Regions from separate parts of the Homo sapiens genome. Here region 2 is linked to region 1. Evidence: chromatin contacts called from ENCODE Hi-C or POLR2A ChIA-PET data. All regions are on one chromosome and are shown on one strand. Each heading gives the region's core, a stretch centred on a gene start or an enhancer-like site at or near the end of the contact. The rest is flanking DNA. Distances are from core to core; before and after follow the strand shown.

The links. A loop is a pair of places that touch in the nucleus more often than their neighbours do. ChIA-PET counts read pairs that join two places held with the same protein, here RNA polymerase II (POLR2A). Pooled maps may share reads with other maps.
Region 2: a loop to region 1 is called in a map of PC-9, with 14 times the contacts of the local background. The contact joins the promoter of DNAH2 here to the promoter of SOX15 in region 1. A Hi-C loop is called at or near these places in 1 of 168 maps with a recorded cell type or tissue (PC-9) and 5 of 50 pooled maps. POLR2A ChIA-PET finds 5 or more read pairs at or near these places in 12 of 52 experiments (A549, Caco-2, H1 and 7 more).

Annotation. Positions count from the first base shown.
Region 1 is chr17:7,587,116-7,591,560 of GRCh38, forward strand. It overlaps SOX15 (SRY-box transcription factor 15), which reads right to left and starts at 2,979. Exons shown (of 2, transcript NM_006942.2): 1 at 2,029-2,979; 2 at 1,063-1,431. The coding sequence starts at 2,561. The coding sequence ends at 1,263. It overlaps FXR2 (FMR1 autosomal homolog 2), which reads right to left. Exons shown (of 17, transcript NM_004860.4): 17 at 4,115-4,445. It overlaps MPDU1 (mannose-P-dolichol utilization defect 1), which reads left to right. Exons shown (of 7, transcript NM_004870.4): 6 at 46-156; 7 at 311-1,097. The coding sequence ends at 436. RefSeq lists an enhancer at 2,123-2,697.
Region 2 is chr17:7,715,244-7,721,405 of GRCh38, forward strand. It overlaps DNAH2 (dynein axonemal heavy chain 2), which reads left to right and starts at 2,501. Exons shown (of 86, transcript NM_020877.5): 1 at 2,501-3,556; 2 at 4,478-4,657. The coding sequence starts at 4,492.

The DNA.
Region 1 (4,445 bases), core at 1,729-4,228:
GAAGAGCTCAGGTGACAGAGCCAAAGGTCTCAACTCCTCCCCTAGCTTCTCCAGGCAGCCACCAACTACCACAACGGGCACACAGGCCAGCTCTCAGCCATCACAGTCTTCCTGCTGTTTGGGGGCTCCCTGGCCCGAATCTTCACTTCCATTCAGGTGAGTGCAACATCTTCCTTCTAGAAGGCACTAAAACCTCGTCTTACTTCTCCCAGCTAAGGGCCAAAGCTGCCCCGTGAGGAACCTTTGTCCATAAGGGAACCTTTCTTGAGCTATGCTGAAGGGTAACCCTGGCTCTGTCTCTTGCAACCAGGAAACCGGAGATCCCCTGATGGCTGGGACCTTTGTGGTCTCCTCTCTCTGCAACGGCCTCATCGCCGCCCAGCTGCTCTTCTACTGGAATGCAAAGCCTCCCCACAAGCAGAAAAAGGCGCAGTAGAGCCAGCTACTGGAGTCATTCCGTTTCCACTCATTCACCCAACCTCAGGGTTCTCCCCATCTGAGCCAGCCTGCTGGTGTGACTTACTCATCCTCCATTCCTCTGCACTTGCAGACTTTCTGAGCCAGGGTTTTCTTTTAGTGGAAACAAATGGTTGATGGATCCAGATCCTTAGAAAAGGAGAGGATGGGGGTAGAGTCTCCCAAGCCAAAATTTTGACATTTGAGTGCTTTCGTAAGCCCTGTACATGTACTATTAATTCAGTCATTCAGCCAAGCCTCCTCCTCTAGCAGCAATTTCCAGCTGTGTAACACTATCCTGGGCAAATGTTTTACCCTGTCCTCCAGCCTCCCTGCTTCCCTTCTGGCCCTGGAAGACTGAGTCTGGACGGCAGAGTGGAGGGACTGGGAGGCTGTGGCTGCCTCCCTCCCTCAGCCCGGCTGGGACTGTCTCCCGGACCCCAGTGCTGGGGTGGGGGAAGGGGGACGGAGAATGACTCAGGCAGGGCCCCAGGGTGGGGTGAGGAGGTTCCTGCTCTGGCAGGTCTAGGCGGAAGGGAGTGGAGATGGGGCTGGTTCCTGCTGCAGTGAGGGGAACAGATGGGACAATAAAGACTGGAGACTCAGTTGAATAATACAAAACTGTTTAATACTACCAAAAATATAATTGTATGTTGTGCGGCTCTCCCTGGCTATCATGGGAGGACTGCAGGCTGCCTCTGAACTGTAGTCCAACAGGAGAAAGGGTTGACAGCCTGGGGTAGGGGATGCTGCTGGATTAAAAAAGGAGGATGAGGCCCGTCCCGTGAGGTCTGCGTCCATGAGGGTTAGAGGTGGGTTAGGGGCATGGGGGCACCAGCAAGGGGAGGGTTGTATGGAGTGGGAGAGCCAGGGGGCAGGTAGTGGGTATAGGTGGGCAGCAGTTCCCCCTGGAGCCTAGGGTCACTCTGAGGGAGGGAGCACGGTGAGGGGGCTTCCAGTTTGCAGTGGGAAGAGCTGCAGAGAGAAACAAGAGGTTAGAGGGCACTTCCCTGGGTTGGAGGTGAGTCTGGCCAGTTCTGGGCAGACAGGGTAGAGCGTGCCACCCACCCAGCCCTGGCTACCCAGCCCGCTGGGCGCAGCAGGCATGGAAGCCGACCCCGGGATGGAGAGCCCGCGGCCCTGTTGGGGCACGCTCGGGAGCGGGCTTGCGTGCTGCACGGCTGTTTTCCTCTTGGGGAGTCAGGCCAGGAAAGGGCAGAATGAGCTCGGCCTCTCCTTGCCCTGGGGGCTGGGAGAGGAAGCTGGGTCACACACAGGCCAGAAGCAGGGGGGAAACGGGGCATCTAACTAGGACACAGTCGCATCCAGGGGTCAGTCACCTGACCCTACAGGGCCCACCACCTTCAGACTGAGATGGAAACGCCCTCTGGGAGAACCCTGATCCGCCCCACCCTACACAGGCCCCGGAGGTACTGGGCCTGCGCCCGCCACACCTTGGCCGCGAGTGGCCTCTGCTTGGGTGGGCTCCCGTCCTCCGGCATCCGCCCCCACCAAGGCTCCAGAAGAGGGGCGCATGGGCCTCCGTCTTCGGCCCGCTTCCCAGGCACTCACCCATAGCTGCCAGGCAGGTAGGCTGTCGAGTAGCTGGGGGGTCTGTACCCAAAGCCTCTGCTCGGTTGGGTGGTCGCGTACCCCGGCCCCCAGAGCGGGCCGCCGCTGGCCAGGTTGCCTCTTCCCTGTCCGCAGCGGGAAGGTCCGGCGCCCGAGCTCTTGGCCTTGCGCCGAGGCCGGTACTTGTAGTCGGGGTAGTCGCGCAGGTGTCGGGCGCGGAGCCGCTTGGCCTCCTCCACGAAGGGCCGCTTCTCGTCCTCGTCCAGCAGCTTCCACTGCGCGCCCAGGCGCTTGGAGATCTCGGAGTTGTGCATCTTGGGGTTCTGCTGCGCCATCTGGCGGCGCTGAGCGGAGCTCCACACCATGAACGCGTTCATCGGCCGCTTCACCTTCTCCAGGGGCAGCGTCCCGGGGGCCGCGGGGCTCCCAGCGCCCTCCCGCTCCTGGGGTCCCGAAGATGAGGAGGCAGCAGCCGTGGCAGCCGGAGGCTCCAGGCTCCAGGCCTGGTCCTGTGAGGAGCCTGGTAGCGCCATGGGTTGGGAGAAGCCTTAAGAGGGCGTCCTGAATGCCCTCCCCTCAACGTGAAGCGTCGATCCTGAAAATGGAAAGGTCTTCCCAGTCTGGAGTCGTTGCCGAGGAACTTGGGTCCTTAAAAAGTGTATTTTATCCCCAAGCCCAGAGCTTAAACCGGAGCCTTTGCTTCCAACCTGTTCGGCACACTTTGGGGAGAGTCGAATGCAAAATCCGCTGTCTGGTGCCCCGGCACTGAAGAGGTGTTCTGAGGCCTACTGACTGGGGGACCCCCGGTCCCTCTCCCCGACCCGCAGCTGCGATCAGACCGACCTTCCGTGGAGGGGGTAAACCATAAACCCCTTTGTGGTCTCCGGAGTTCCGACAGCTGCCAGGCGCGGATAGGCCAGACCTCTCCCACCTGGGCTCAGCGTTTGTGGCAGGCGGGCCAGACCTGGGAACAGCTTTTAAAGACTGACTCCGCCCCTGTCCCTCCCATAAGACTGCACCTCCTTAAGGGCGCCAACATCCTCAGCCCGTAGGTAAACCCAGGTGTCCTGTTTGTCCCAGCCCCCAACACCCTCAGGGTGCCACGCCCCCCGCCCCCCCCACCCAAGACCTGATGTCAGGCCTTCCAGCCCGTTGCTGATTGCCTCCCCTCCCTGAAGCACAGGCAATTTAAAGCCAATTCTTTCCACAATGGGATCAAACACAGGGGGATGAAGTGCCCTCAGGGCCCGAGTTGTGCTGAGAGGAGCTTGGGAGCATCCCGGACCACCACCCCAACCCCTTTCCTGGTGCCTGTTGCTCCTCAAATCCCAGAACTGCCCCTGGGGCAAGAAAGGCCGAGGAGGGAGACCATTTTTGTTTCCTGAGTCATTCCAGCAGGTGCTTGGGCCGTGATTCAACCCCTTTCCCAAGTGAGAAAACTTAAGCCCTCCCAACTCCAGTCCCTAAACCTATATTTCTCCACTGCTATTGAATTATGGCAAGTTTTAGCTTCAGTCGTCCAAGTCATGAGGGGGGAGCCAGGAAACCCAGGACAACTCCCCAAGTTAAGAGGTCTGTGATGCGCATGCCGGAGAAAAAGCCTGGAGCCAGAACAGAACACCACCAAGAAGGCCGGACCCCGGGCTCCAGAGGCTGCTGTGAGGGAACCCTGCTCCCCACTCTGCCCAACGGCCCAGCCCAAGCCCCAGGCCTCAGGTAATCGGATTAAGCAGCCTGCCTTGGCTCTCAGCTTCTACAGGAACAGCTCCAGCTCTGAGCAGCCCTGCCTAGCCTGTGCTGTGACTCAGGGTATAGGAGTGGCCCAACTCCCTCTACCAGCAAACTTGGGGGAGGGGAGAAGCAACAAGGCACAAGCCCCCCTCCTCTGAACCAGGAGGGAGAACCTGGGCCTGGGGAGTTTAGGAATGTCAGGAATTCCCAGAAGTAAGACCATCTTTGGGACAAGAGACAATGAAGAGAAGTCAGATGTGGAGGAACAGAAAACAAGAGCCAGGGGCCAGGGCAGGTCAGTCCTAGAGAAACAAATGGACCAAACTGGGGACAAAGAAGGCACAGGAGCCAGACAGCCATTTGGATTTTTTTATTCTCTTTTTAAATACTGTACAGTGAAAAATAAATACGCCTTCTCATCCACCAGACAAGGTTGGTCCCCTCCCCAGGGGGACCTTGTCACCCCCCTTCATACACACCCCTGGTTCTACTCCAAAACCTTCCCCGTGCCTCCCACCCACTTATCTCTTACTATCCCCGTCTTCCACAGTGATGAGGCCCCAGAAATGGGGGGTACAGGATGGGAGGAGGGATAGCAGGGGAGGCCCCCTGAACGGTCAAATCTGGGTGGGTCGAGGAGCACCCCCCACCAACAGGTGGAGAATGGGGGTGTTCAGAGAGAGATT
Region 2 (6,162 bases), core at 1,251-3,750, 130 kb after region 1:
TCACCTGTGGGGGGCTGCTGGGGGAGAAGGATGAGTCAGGCTGTAGAGTAATCTACTCTGGTTCTCACGGGACCAGCCCAGGGCACAGCCGGCAGGGAGGCTGCTGGCATAGAGGCCCTGTCTCCCCTGGCCTCTGTCTCTGATGAATGATCCGGACAGCAGGCCGAGACCCTGACCCCTGGAATGGACCTCTCTTTCCACCTTCTCCTAGCCCCCAGTCCTCATCCCCTGCTTCCAGCCAAGATCCAGAGGTCTGGCCCCCAGCTCACCCCAAATCTGCTGTTCCCCACTAGGGACTGGGGTCTCTAGACCTTAGCCTCTGGCTCCCTTTCCCCCTCCTCAGCCTTTGCTCCCCTCCGGGACCCAGGCGTCCTGCCCACTCCCTTCACCATAACAACCATTCTTTTGGAGTTGCTTAAGACTTTAATATCATTTCATTAAGTCAGCAAGTTCAGAGAAGGTTGGGGGCACAAAGAGACTGGGGGTGGGCAAAAGAGGGCCAAAGTAGGGGGGAGGCAAGGAAAGATCCCCCACCCCCCTCTCCGTGGAGATGGCTCTGAGAAATCAAATATTGACAATGAGGGAACAGAACTTATTAAATCTGGGACAGGGATGTGTGTGGGGAGCTGTGGGAATGGCCGGATGCCTGGGTTCGGAGGGTAATGAAGGTTCTGGGAGGAGGAAAAGGGCCGTGGCTGGGAGGTGCAGCAAGGCTGAGGCTCGAGGTCACAACTCTTCTGCCCTTTCCTTTGGGATGTACACGGTCTTGCAACCCTGGCTGTTTCTCTAGCCCCGAAGAGCCCCTGGGGAAAAGACCCCCATCATAGCTAGCTGTGGTTGCCCCGCCTTCGTCCCTTCCCCCTACCTCCACCTCTGTTGATGAGCTTCAGCAGCGTTTAATCGGATTGAGCAGTAATTAGCAAAGCGAGATGTTTGATTACCTATTTAGCATAATGTGGGGGGCTGGGATCCGTAGGCACAGCCACAGTTGGGGAGGGGGGTTTAAGAAAAGAAATGGGGTCTGTGCAAAGTTCCTTTCCCCGAGGGACCCATGAACCTTGCCCCTGAGGCTCCCCACCCCACGCCTCCAGCAAATTTTCACTCCTTTGGGACTTTTCCCTAGGGGTTCTGGCCAACCACATCACCTCTGTCTGCCACCCATGGCCTATCTGGCTAGAGGAACACCTCCACGTTCCATCTTAGCTGTGCTAGCTGTGCAGCTGGTTTTGGGGTGGGCGGTACTCCTCTCCTTCCATTCCTGCTGTCAGCAACAGGAGTCTGGCTGGGCAGGAGGAATTATTGGGGGTCGGGGGGAGGGAAAGGGTTGACACTTCTGGGAATAAAGATACGGTAGGTGGGAGGGTGAGGTCAGCGCTGGGATAGGGTGTGGTTAATCCACTTGCTCTTCAGGAGTACCAGGGACTGCCACTCCTGGTAGTGCCAGGCTGGCATAATGAGATCTGTTAGGTGTGAACGCCAAACAGAAAATGGGGGAACTGAGGTGCCAGCTTCTCTTCTCCTCATCCAGCAAAGAAAATGTCATAAATTTCGCTCCTCATGGAAATGTAATCAGTGGGCTCGCTGCTGGCTTTGTCTTAATTAGGCACTATTGATGGAAACAGGGAGGGCGCCTTCCCATCCCCCCACTCGGCTTCCTCCCTGTATTTCCCAGGTCTCCCCAAAGCTCCTCCCGGCACCAGGTACAGCGGTCTTCCAGGCGCCTTCTAGCAGCCCCGGCCCGCAGCGCCCCCTGGCACCCTCGGAGATGTACCCCGGCCCTCATAGCCCTCCCCTCTCGCCTCCTCTCTCACGACGCAGCCTTTGTTCCTATGGAGAGCGAAGCCCCTCCCAGGCCCGGTCACCTTCCCCAGGGAGTCCCCGCCTCTCATCCCCCCCAAAAACCAGCGATGCCTTCGAAAGCCAATCCTCAGATTCCCAAAACTCCAGTTCCCGTCTTCCCTCCCTTTCCCCGCCCCGCGCCGCCCCCCCGCAATCCTAGACCCCAATCCGAACTAAGAAGGGGGAAGGAGCAGGAGGGCAAGGGTGCTCCAGGCCCGGTTTTTCCCCCGGATCCAGCTGCACCCACGGCTGCCTGGAAATCCTGGAACGCCTTCTACATCGCGAATATCCCTCGCCGGCCTGGCGCCCGGCGCCATCTGCTGGACCCGTTCCGGCTGGGGCGCACAGACCTGGGCGCGGGGTCGGGCGATTGGGTTCTCCCTGCCTTTTCAATGTCCTGCGGGGCGGTGGCTCACTGTCTCTCGCCCCAGCCCTTCCAGCTGGGTCCTGACACCAGGCCCCCCGCACCCTTCGGCTCGCCAGATGTGGCTACTTTCCTTTAGTCCCGGAGCCTTCAAGCCCTGGGTCCCTGAGGGGTAGACCTGGGCGGGGTGGGGCCGCGAAGCAGGGATCCAGGGCGCCTGCGCGGAGGAGGCGGGCTCCGAGGGGCCGCACACCGGCCACTCGCCCCTCCCTGCCCGGGGTTGCCATGGGGACGCGTGCAGACGCCGGCCCGAGAGGGCTGCGAGGGGCAACTTCTTAGAGTGGCCCATCGGTCGGTCTAGGGAGGGGAGGGTCAGCGTGGCAAGGTGTGTGTCGGGGGCAGAGGGAAGGAGGGAAGGAGTGCTGGGGAGAAGGGGCAGTAGTGTCGGGGTAGGAAGGGACAGTTGTTGGGGAGAAGAGGCAGTTGTGGAGGGAGAGGGAGCAAGGAATATTTGTGTGGGGGAGGGGGAGGAGAAGGGGCAGTTGTGACAGCTGGGGGGGAAGAGCCATTCTGAGGGGAAATTTGCCTGCTGGTAACCAGTTTAAGGATACCAGCTGCTGGTATAAATACTGCTGGATAAATACTGCTGGATTTATACTGCAGGATAAATACTGCTGGCCCCTGCGGTATTTCCTAGTACTAGAGTGAGCCCCGACTTAGCAGAGCAGTTCCTCCTGGGGCCTGCGGTGTGGGATCGCGTGGTGAACCCCACGGTGCATGCGCCTCAGGCTCTAGTTTGAGGCAGGAAAGCGCAGCTTGATGCTTCTCTGGAGACTGATGGAGGAAGCCTCCTTGCTGTAGTTGGTTTTATTGATTTGCTGGCCTAACAGAACGTTTTTCCTTGGAGCAAAGTACAAATCCTTCAAGTTTGAAATTCATAACCTGAGATCAATGCCTGTGGCAGCCTGTGGGGATGAGGAAGGAGAGCCACAGGTGCCGTTAGGCTGCAGCCTAATGAAAAGAGAGTGCCCAGCGCCTCAGACTTTGCGCCTGGGATTCTGAGCACCTGTCCGAGATCCCCGCTTCCTGCCATCCTACCTTTCTGAGAGAGGCACCACTGTGACCTTCCTCGTGCCCCAATTGCTTTTTCCTCATGACACAATTTGAAATTTATGATTGGATGACTTTTGTCCTTCTTTCTTCCAATCTGTTCTCAGGGCATTTTGAGTCAAATAAATGATCCTGACTGATCTTAACCATTAGCACAGAGTTCCTCAGCCAACTCTGCTAAGAGACCTCAGTACACACAAAACAGTGTTCCTGCCCCTCAGGACTTCAAAGCGATAGACCCAGGTGGCAAATACTGTTTTTCTCTGTTTACAGATGTTGCAGATTTTAGTGGGATTGGGAGGAGCATATTTCCATTTAACTTGGGAGGAAAAGAGGTACATAGGAAAATCATCTTGGTTTGCTTGAATGATTGAACAGTGACAAAGGATGGGGGATGTGCACCCCTTCCTTGATCCTCTCTCACTCACTCATGGTCCTGGAGGGTAGAGTGGATGAGGGTTTGGGCAACCACACTTCAGCTTGATAGATCTTTTCCTGATTATCTTATGTTCTCATACCCCGGGGCAGAGATAGAGGTTCTAAATCCTCATTAGTGGGGTGTCTGGCCATCTTTTTTTTTTTTTTTTTTGAGATAGAGTCTCACTCTGTCAGCCAGGCTGGAGTATAGTAGCATGATCTTGGCTCACTGCAGCCTCTACCTCTCGGGTTCAAGAGATTCTCCTGCCTCAGCCTCCCGAGTAGCTGGAATTACAGGCACGCACCACCACTCCTGGCTAATTTTTTGTATTTTTAGTAGAGACGGGGTTTTGCCATGTTGGCCAGGCTGGTCTCGAACTCCTGACCTCAGGTGATCCACCCGGCTCGGCCTCCCAAAATGCTGGGATTACAAGCATGAGCCACCGCACCCAGCCTGGCCATCATCTTTAACTCCCATTTGTTCCTAGTGCCTTGAGGGACTGACTTTGATTTTTAGCCCAGTGCCCCGAAGACAGTAGGATATCCTAGGGAAAAACAGCAAGGCCTCCCAGGCCCCTGTGGAGTACAGAGCCCTTGTGGTTAATGGAGCAGGGTGTGGGTACCACCAGAAAAGATGATCATATTGAGTTTCAGTCAATTTATGAATTCAAAAGGGACTGCTTGTATCAGGGGGCTGGTTCAGGGGTGGTATCTGCTTGTAGACTCTCCACTCCTGTATACCTGTAGGTTTTGCCTGCACGATGTCCAGCAAAGCTGAGAAGAAGCAGCGATTGAGTGGCCGAGGAAGCTCCCAGGCAAGCTGGTCAGGGCGGGCCACTCGGGCTGCTGTGGCCACACAGGAGCAGGGGAATGCCCCGGCTGTCAGTGAGCCAGAGCTGCAGGCTGAGCTCCCCAAGGAGGAGCCTGGTGGGTACTTGCTGGGGCAGAGGATGCTTAGCAATGGAGGGTGGGGAAAGTCAGAGGGGCTTGGAGGCATTTTAGGGCTGGGGAGCAGGCGCTGTTGCTTCTGGGCAGGAAACGGGCTAAGTGACGCCCCCAGCCATGGAGGTTCAGCAGCCCTGCCACTGAGTCCTTTTTTTGTATGTCTTCCTCCTGGCCAGCCTCATCCTTGTTCTTTCTGTCTTAAAATTTCCCACAATATACCAGGAGTTCACCAACCAGTCCTTTCTCTAGCCTCTTCCTCCTTATTTCAAGTGTTCCTGGTTGCTCCTACCCCACTGAAGAGGGTTTGATCTCTTCCTTTTTCCCATTTTCACCCTGGGTGGCAAAACAAATAATGTTTTTCTCCCATTAAGCCCATCACCATGGAGACTCAGCCTGTTTTGCCACCCTTTGAATCCAAAGCCCGGCTGATGCTTTCTACCATCTGTTGAGGGCTGTTCTATCTCCGCCCTCATTTTGGCAGGGACTTGGTAGACTGCGGAGGTTCAGGTTCAGGATGACAGGAAAGAAGTCTAGATCTAGGGAGGAAAGAGTTTAACGAGGCAGCCTCTTGTGGCTTTGACCTGAGGGATTCCTTTCCTGTGGGTGAGCCGGAGCCAGTAAGGTTGGAAGGTTTTTGGTAGTTGTTGCTATTGCTGGGATCTCCCTGAGAGCACTGGTCAGTGTAGACAGGACTATGAGCTAAGTGTAGACCTCCTTCTTTACCTGGAGCTCCTTTACACTGATAGTAGCTTGTGAAATAGAATCCCCTTCTAAAATTAAAGGTTGAGAGGTTAAGCGTGGGCATGGGAGAAAAGTCCCTGGGCCATAAGAACTTGCATTAGGTTCCAGGATCTTAGAAATGTGCAGAATGTATCCTTCTGAGTTCTGAAGTGCTCAGGTGAAAGCAGTTAAAATGGGATTGCTCGCTGCTAGGAGGAGTAGGGGAAGATGGGAGGGAAGACAGTGAGGTTCAGTATGGAGAATCCTCTGGGGAGGTAAGGGAAGGAGCTTTAAAATGAATGTGTTGGCCTTCGAACAGCAAGGATTTCTGCCTCTCCCAGCTCCAAGCTTTCTTTTCTTTCTTTCTTTTTTTTTTTTTTTTTTTTTTGAGACAAATTCTCACTCTGTCTCCCAGCCTGGAGTGCATTGGCATAATCTCAGCTCACTGCAACCTCTGCCTCCCGGGCTCAAGTGATTCTTGTGCCTCAGCCTCCCAAGTAGCTGGGATTACAGGCATACACCACCATGCCCAGCTTATTTTTTTTATTTTTTTGAGACAGAGTCTCTCTCAGTTGCCAAGGCTAGAGTGCAGTGGTGCGATCTCAGTTCACTGCAACCTCCACCTCCTGGGTTCAAGCGATTCTCCTGCCTCAGCCTCCTGAGTAGCTGGGATTACAGGCGTGTGCCACCACACCCGGCTAATTTTTGTATTTTTAGTAGAGATGGGGTTTCACCATGTTGCCCAGGCTGGTCTCGAACTCCTGTCC